3 separate regions of the Homo sapiens genome follow, and regions 1 and 3 are each linked to region 2. The links are chromatin loops, found by intact Hi-C in ENCODE. Cell type or tissue: IMR-90. All regions are shown on one strand. Region 1 overlaps LOC100506532 (a long non-coding RNA gene). Region 2 overlaps LOC105376311 (a long non-coding RNA gene). Region 3 overlaps COL5A1 (collagen type V alpha 1 chain).

The links. Hi-C counts contacts between places; a loop is a spot of excess contacts. Peaks named below come from ENCODE experiments on the same cell type or tissue, not always from the same donor. Only the 100,000 strongest peaks of a DNase experiment are listed, where the experiment ranks them.
Region 1: it touches region 2 in a loop (2.5-fold over the local background); 9 of 110 quality-filtered maps call a loop at or near these places.
Region 3: a loop joins it to region 2, with 4 times the contacts of the local background. A loop is called at or near these places in 12 of 110 quality-filtered maps.

The regions. Positions count from the first base shown.
Region 1 is chr9:134,533,765-134,536,264 of GRCh38, reverse strand. The region is part of intron 2 of LOC100506532 (a long non-coding RNA gene); the gene reads right to left. Among named protein-coding and RNA genes, the nearest start is that of COL5A1, 110 kb to the left of the region's middle. In IMR-90, no CTCF peak of the experiment used is centred here; a DNase peak (open chromatin) is centred at 1,374.
Region 2 is chr9:134,448,670-134,451,169 of GRCh38, reverse strand. All of the region lies in intron 1 of LOC105376311 (a long non-coding RNA gene), which reads right to left. Among named protein-coding and RNA genes, the nearest start is that of MIR4669, 71 kb to the right of the region's middle. RefSeq lists a silencer at 1,233-1,527. In IMR-90, CTCF peaks have their summits at 1,426 (motif pointing left) and 1,880 (motif pointing left); a DNase peak (open chromatin) is centred at 1,389.
Region 3 is chr9:134,659,356-134,661,855 of GRCh38, reverse strand. All of the region lies in intron 1 of COL5A1 (collagen type V alpha 1 chain), which reads right to left. Among named protein-coding and RNA genes, the nearest start is that of COL5A1-AS1, 7.8 kb to the right of the region's middle. In IMR-90, a CTCF peak has its summit at 1,260; no DNase peak of the experiment used is centred here; H3K27ac peaks cover 799 bases.

The DNA.
Region 1 (2,500 bases), 85 kb before region 2:
GGAGGGGGAATGACGGGGGTGGTAGCAGACCCACAGTCACCAGGGGCTGGGGGGCTGGAGGGGGAATAACGGCGGTGATGGCAGACCCACAGTCACCAGGGGCTGGGGGCTGGAGGGGGAATAACGGCGGTGATAGCAGATCCACAGTCATCAAGGGCTGGAGGGGGGTGATGGGACATGGTACAAAGTTCTCTTTGGAGTGATGCAAATGTTTTAGAACCGGACAGAGGTGGTGGCTGCCTCACATCATGAAGGTACTAAATGCCATGGAACTGCTTACTTTAAAATGGTTATCTTTACATTATGTGAAGCCAGTTCCCAGGGAGGGTGATGGGGAACCCTACGGTGATGCTCTGGAAAAAGGGCCCAGAATTCCCCTCCCTCTCAGGGGTAGGGAGTTGGGATATGTATTCACCAATGTCCACCTCCAGCCCCATCATGATGGTGAGGTGTGCCAGGGACACAGAGATGCAGCCACTGGGGGCTGGGCTGTTGGAGAGGGTCCCTGACAGGGGTGGGTGCAGAAACTGCTACCCCTGTTTCTTAATTCAACAGTGATAATAAAGCTGTCCAGCCCCGAAGACGTGCCTCTGTATGTCTCCCCTATCCCATCTGCCCTCCCCAGAGACCCCCATTCTCCTGGGTGCATGTTTGTCATTCATCTGTGCAGTAGACAGAATGGTGGCCTCCAAAGGTGTCCCAGTTCCTGGAACTGGGAATATGTCACCTGATTTTGCAGATGTAGTGGGGCAGTGAGTCCAGTGTAATTAATCAGGTCCTTACAACAGGGAGGCAGGGGGGTCAGAGTCAGAGAGAGAAGATGTGAGGATGGAGACCAAGGTCGGGGAGAGAAGATGCTGCTGGCCTTGACGACGAAGGGTGGGGCCAAGAGCCGAGGACCGCAGGTGGCCCATAGGTGCTGGAGGGGGACTGCTCTCCAGAGCCCTGCCCACACCTGGATTCTAGACCAGTGAGACCAATGCTGGACTTCTGACTTCCAGAGCCATAAGATAATCAATATGTGTTGTTTTAAACTACACGTTTTAAATTCACGGCGATTTGTTACGGCAGCAGTAGGTATAGCATTTGTGAAATGTATGAAATTGAATATACATATATTTCTTTCCCTGACTTTTCTCCCTCAATCATATTTGATATTCATCCATGGCAAGGTGCGCCTGGGGGCACACGGAGCCATTATCCGCGCACCTAACTGCCGTGTAATATTCTACCACGTGGATACAGCCCCATTCTTTTGTCCAGCCACCTGTTGATGAGCCTCTGAGCTGTGTCCGTTTTGTTGGCTTTATAAGCCATATTCCTATAAACATTCTCTTCTGTCTTCCTGTTATATAAACAAGGGTTTCTCTGGACTACCATGTTCTGTTATTTGTTTATTCAGCAAATAGTTCTTGTGCATCTGTGCTCTATGCTGAGTGCAAGCCGGGGCTCCACGCAGCTGGGATCCGCCACCCACACACCCGGGGCACCATCAGGCTCTTCGCGGGTCCCTCAAGTCCCCTTACCTGGCCCTACATGAGCAGGAAGCTCTTTCATCCCCACAAGCACCCTATTTACAGGGTCATCACATGAAGCTAAGAATATCCCACTCCCAGGCGGGCAGCCGAAGTCACCTGCCCAGGTAAGCCCGAGGTGGGGCTGAGCCACGACCTCGTTCTTCCCAGAGTGCAGAGCCTTCACTGGTCCTCTGCCGAGTGAACTTCCTCCTCTTCATGAGGCTGTCCCCAGCACCTAGCTGTCAGTTTGATTCCCTTTGATAGACGAGAGAGCCCTCGGGGAAGCCGGTCTTTTCTCCACTCAGGCCCGAGGCCAGAAGCTCCGCGTTTCCGACGTGCTTAGAATATGTGAGCAACTATCGAAACAGTGAGGCCATTCTTTCGTGCGTCCAAAATATCCCTACTGACCTCTGCGTCCTGCTGGGCATTCGGCTTGGGGATTACGAGGAGGGGAGCTCCTGCCCCTCCAGCCTCGAAGGCACATCCAGTCCAGAGCACACGGGGGCTGGGGGCTGATTTCAACAGGAAATGGGGGACTCACTCCAGCCCAGATGATTCAGGGACCGCTGATTTACAAAGGGAGTGTTTGCAATAGTGTGGGTGAAGGGAGCCCCAGGAGAGTGTGGTCACAGGGCTCTCACCGCAGGCCCAGGGAGGAGGGAGGCAGCACTTCCGATCCCCATGGAGTCACACCTTGGGAGAGCTGCCACCTCCATGCAGCTGCACGGCCACCCTGAGACAACCTCACAGGGAGGGCCCTGGGAACGCCCACCCTGCCTTCCCTCCTGTCACCCCGCCCGCCGGCTGAGCCTAACCTGGAATTGGAGGGGAAGGGGGCCTTTGGCACTGTCTACCCAGGACCACGTCCGGTTACAGAGCAGAGCCGAGAAAGGTGGAGGGTGGGTATGGAGGGGCCAAACAGACCCACCGGCAAATGCATCATGTGCCGTTGGAAACACTGCAGTGGCGCCTCAAAAAGCTAA
Region 2 (2,500 bases):
CATGTCTGCCTGGGCAACATGGAGAACCCTCAGCCCCAATGGTCCCCGCCTCATCACCAGCCTCTCTCCCCATGTGTCTCTGTGTTACTCTTTGCACACCTCAGTTCTCTCCTGCCTCTGAGCCTTCGTATATGCTGTTCCCCCAGCCTGGGATGCCTTTCCCTGTATTGCTGTGTAGTTGTGCTATAGACAGAATATCTGTGTCTCAACAAAAGTCATGCATTGAAATCCTAACCTCCAAGATGATGATGTTGGGAGATGGGACCTCTGGGAGGCTCTGCCCTCATGAGTGGGATGAGCACCCTTATAAAAGAAGTCTCTGAGAACTGCCTTGCTCACTTCTGCCATGTGAGGATGCAGACAGAAGCAGCCAGCTCTGAACCAGCAATGGGCCCTTGCCAGATACCAAATCCGCAGGTGCCTTGATCTTGGACTTCCAGCCTCCAGGACCATGAGCAATAAGCTGCTGTCTGTGAGCCACCCAGCCCAAGTGGACTAGGACAGGTCGGCTTCCCGTGGAGGCCCCACCTGCCATGCTGTCCAAATCAGCAACCCCACCACCACCTCCCACACTCACTGCCTTCCCCATGACTTGATTCCTCACATGCTTATCTGGGACCAAGGGCTCCAGCTCCAGATGCAGGCATCCACCAGCCTCAAGGCCAGGCACCACAAGCAGGCCCCAGGCATGCCACTTTCTCCCCTCTGTCTTCCTTTGACCTCAGAAGGCACCCTCCTGAGGCTTCCTGCAGTCTCTGGGGACAACTTAGTTGTGTCCCAGTGGGGTTCAACTCATTAGAATTCATAGTCGCTTTGTAGTTGACAAGGTCTGCTCCAGAAGGACCACCACAAATCTCCCCTGGGACTAATCAGGGCAGATGTCCCAGGCACCACACTTCCATGCTTCTGAACCACAGTGTTCTGCATCCCCTCCCTCCCCTCAGCAGCAAGCAGGGGAAGGGCACTCTCCCCAGCCCATGAGATGGGCAGCAGGCAAGGAGGGGTGCAGGGGCTCTGCCTGGGGAATCGCAGAAGCATCACACAGTTCTCTGCCTTCACTCCTGGCCCTGAAAGCCCCTTCTCTGTATTTTGCTCTTCATTTCCAGAGCAGGATGTGGGAAACACAAGCACTGGAGGAAAAGGAGGACCCTTCAGCTAAGACGGAATCAGGGATGTTCATATGCGGGTCCGTCCCTGCTTCTACAGCCCGCCACGGTCCATTCTGGGGCAGCATCTTGGCCCCTAAGCATGGGGACAGAGAGCAAAAAGGCAGCATCTGCAAATCAAACTAAGCAGCATGTTCCAGGGCTGGGCAAATGGGAGAGGGAGGAGCCGGGAGGTGGTTGCCAGGGAAACATCAGAGCTTAGCCAGTCAGCAGGGGCCACCAGTTTGGTTGCCGGGTGCACTCTGCAGGATGACACTGCCCTCAGGTGGTGGATAGGGATGCTGACAGCCACGGCACCAGGGACCGCTATGTCCTGAGCCGATGGAGGCACCTTAGGATGTTTTCCCCTCGCTCTGTGTATACTAAAGATACCCAAGTAGGGCTGACCCTGCATACAGCTCCCATGGCCTCTCTGGGGGAGCAAGCTGAGGATATTCCGTTGTGATGAGGTTTCACAAGCATCCTGACCTCTGGGGAAGTTGCTTTTGCCACAGTTCCCATCAAGTGTTGCCCTGCATGCCAAGGAAACAGAGCCCCTTGCAGGGAAGACAAAGGGTCCATGAGATGCCTCCTTCCTTGAACATGACAAAATTCAGTGCTGTCATCCACATAATTCAGCGGCAAAGATAGGTTTTACTGAATTTCTTCAGTAAGGTATTTTCGTTTTCTAAACCCTAAAACTTGGAATAATTAGAGGTTGCCACCCAGTGGGGACTCAGAAAATTGCAACCCAGCTTTATCAGCTGTTGTAACTCTCCAAACAAAACCAAGGTCTCTGCCTATGTGTCGGGGGTGGGGTGGGGCAGGGTGGGTGTTCAGGGACTGGTGGAGTTTCTAGAGCCCCAAGAGGGGTGACATGTCCAACAGAAAGAAACCACCAAATTCCAAATTCAGGAGGACAGTGGAACAAAGTCTGCTGGCCTTGGACCTTTAAGCTGTCTGCCTTCCCACACCCTCGCTTTCCAACTCACCCAATGAAGAACACAGCTGCACAGTGACAGTCCCATCAAGCCTGTGTCTGCTGCACCCAGACAAAGCCTCAGAGTCCTTCTCATCACAGTGCTGTCAGCAGCCCCTGCTACCAACTAGAATGGTCAAATGGCTGTATGGCCCCCTCAATCCATGTTCCATTTGCTCCTAGTTCACTTGGGGTTTTTTGGCAAATTGTTTGCTTTTCTCTAAAGTATATTGTTTGTAACTCAAGTAGCTTGTTTGTTGCACCCAAAGTTCACTAGGTTTGTACTTACTGGAAAATTCCTGGGTCCTGCCCTTTTGACGTGTCCCCACCCAGGGCCCCCTGCCACCACATGCCCTCCAGTGACACTGACACCTTG
Region 3 (2,500 bases), 210 kb before region 2:
AGAAGCGGTCGGAGGAACAGCGAGGTTGGCACTGCTTAAGGAATTCTGGAGCACAGCTGGAAGAGCTCCTGGGAGTCATTTATAGGGTGAGATGATTGATCCCAGAATTAAAGACATTTAGGTTGAAAGGGCCTGGAGAGATTACAGCTAAGAAGGTGCTGGGTGACATCTGGGAAAACTCTCAGGAAGATGCAGTGGGCTGGGCAGGGTTGCATGGGGAGGGGGGTATGGGTGCAGCACAGAGGGGACACTGGCGTCTAAGAGAGCCACCAAGTCTCAGCTCTGCTCCCTATTGGCCAAGTCAACTGGGCACGTCCTCACAGAGTCAGGAGAACCGTACTGACCTCACAGGACTGGTGGGTGGAGTGAAAGTCACCGACAGAAAGCAGTTGGTGCTGGGAGCCATCAGCCCATCCGTCAGCATCTGCCCACAGGACTGGAGGCTCCTGTACCTCACACACACGCCCTGCTGCAAACTGGTCATCTGCTTGGGGACCCCTTGAAAGATCTGGGGTGGTGCAAACAGCTGTGTGAAGCTCAGCAACACATGGCTGAGCCCAGATTAATGTCAGATGTGGGACAATTAGTGAATCCCTGATCCCAAAGATCCCAATCCAAGGAAGGCTGATGGGCAGCTTCCCTGGATGCAGCACCGAGAATAGTGTCCCCGACACTTCCCCAACCAAACTCCCCAGGCCACCCTAGGCAACTCTCGGCTTCCTCTCCCACCCAGCCTCTTTGGGGTCAGCAAACCCAGCATACCCCACCTCTGCCAGCCAGTGGTGGGTGTGGTAAGCTGAGATCACTCTTCTGGTACCTTCCATCCTCCCCTAAAAGAACCCAGGTGCATGGTTCACAGCTTCTAACATCTGCTCTCCACCCCACTTCAGAGAGCTACTTCAAAACATAGCAATTCTCTGGGCTGGTCAGCACCCTCTGAGTTTACAAAGCACTCACAATTCAACCCAGTGACCATTCACTGAGCACCTCACAGTGGCAGGCACTCTGAGATGCAAGAAGAACTCAAAGAGACCTTGCCTGTTTCTATAGAGATCTAAACTGTGCCTCCTTAGATGCTCACCACAAATCTATGAGGTAGAGAGACATCATCAGCTCCATTTTACACATGAAGAAACTGAGGCACAGAAGAAAGTTATGGTTTTGAGGTCGCACCATGAGTACTCTAGTACAACCCAGGCCAAGCCTAGGTTTTCACAATGTCTAGTAGAGCTGGGATGCAATACCCTCCTTAACCTCCAGGGGCACCACTCCCACCACTGGTCTCTAGCTAGACACTGAAGTTTGAGGCTTTGATGTCATGAGCATGAACTAGGGCTTTGGGTTACCACTGTTTACAGTGAATTCTGGCTACTGAGGTGACCTGAAACTAGAAATGCCTAAGACCACATATGCAGCAGCATCTCTATTCCACTGGTTTCTAATAAATTGAAACTTCCTAACTTTTCCTAATAGAATCTGTCTGGGGCATACAGTAGGCGTAGGTGAGTTACCCAGGTAGCGAATCTTCAGAGGACTTTGACAATTCTTTAGGACTCATGGTCCATTTTAAGTGAAAACCAAGAGTAAAACTCTTTTGAGCCTGGTCCTTGGCAAACCTGAGGACTCTCATGGCACATAGAACACATCGTTCTGCTAATAGGATAAAGGGTGGACTTGGAAATCAGGCCTGGGGCACTGCTTCTCTCAGAGTTTGCATTTTTCTTTTCTGAAATGCTGATGGTTTAAAGATGTGGATCGTGGCCCAGGTCCCTGACCCAGGAGGGGTTTTGTGATGCTATTCCAGCTCAGTTCCTGAAACATCTGGTCCATTTCTACCCCTGGCCCGCCTGCGCCTTATCTGCTATAGCATCTGGCTTGCTGGGCCCCATTTCTCCTTGGCCGTGTGTCGGCTGAAACTAAACAGGCAGCACCTACCTGGCGATAATCCTCCCCTATCACTCTTTCCTTCCCGCTAAAATGGAAAAACTGACTCAGACCAGGGCAGCTCACCCCCTTAAGCAAACAGTGCACACACAGCTGGGCACAGGCTCCAGATCTAATCCGCAGATCTCATCGAGGACGGTACTCGGGGCGCCTGTGGAGCCCACGGCTCTGTGGGCTTTGGAAGAGGCTGCTGAGTGACAGGATCCAAAAGGCCCCGCTCCCTCCTGAGACCCGCCACCAGGGCCATGGTGATGCAGGAGGGCAGGGAGGACAGAGGGTTGTTGGTGGGGTCACCGGACTTCACATTCCTCCTGCTCCTCTCTCTCAGTGCCTACTGCAGGGATGAAGACCCCAAAGAAAAAAAGTGCAACCGTCCTTCAGATAGGGACCAAAACCCCACCTTCCTTGGCTACTTGGCACTCTCGGAAGGCCTGGACTCATATCAGGCATGTTCCCAAGCAGCTGGACAGAATCAAATGCCCACAACTCAAAGGCTTTTTTATGATTATGATTATTATTATTGTTTTGAGATGGAGTCTCTGTCGCTCAGGCTAGA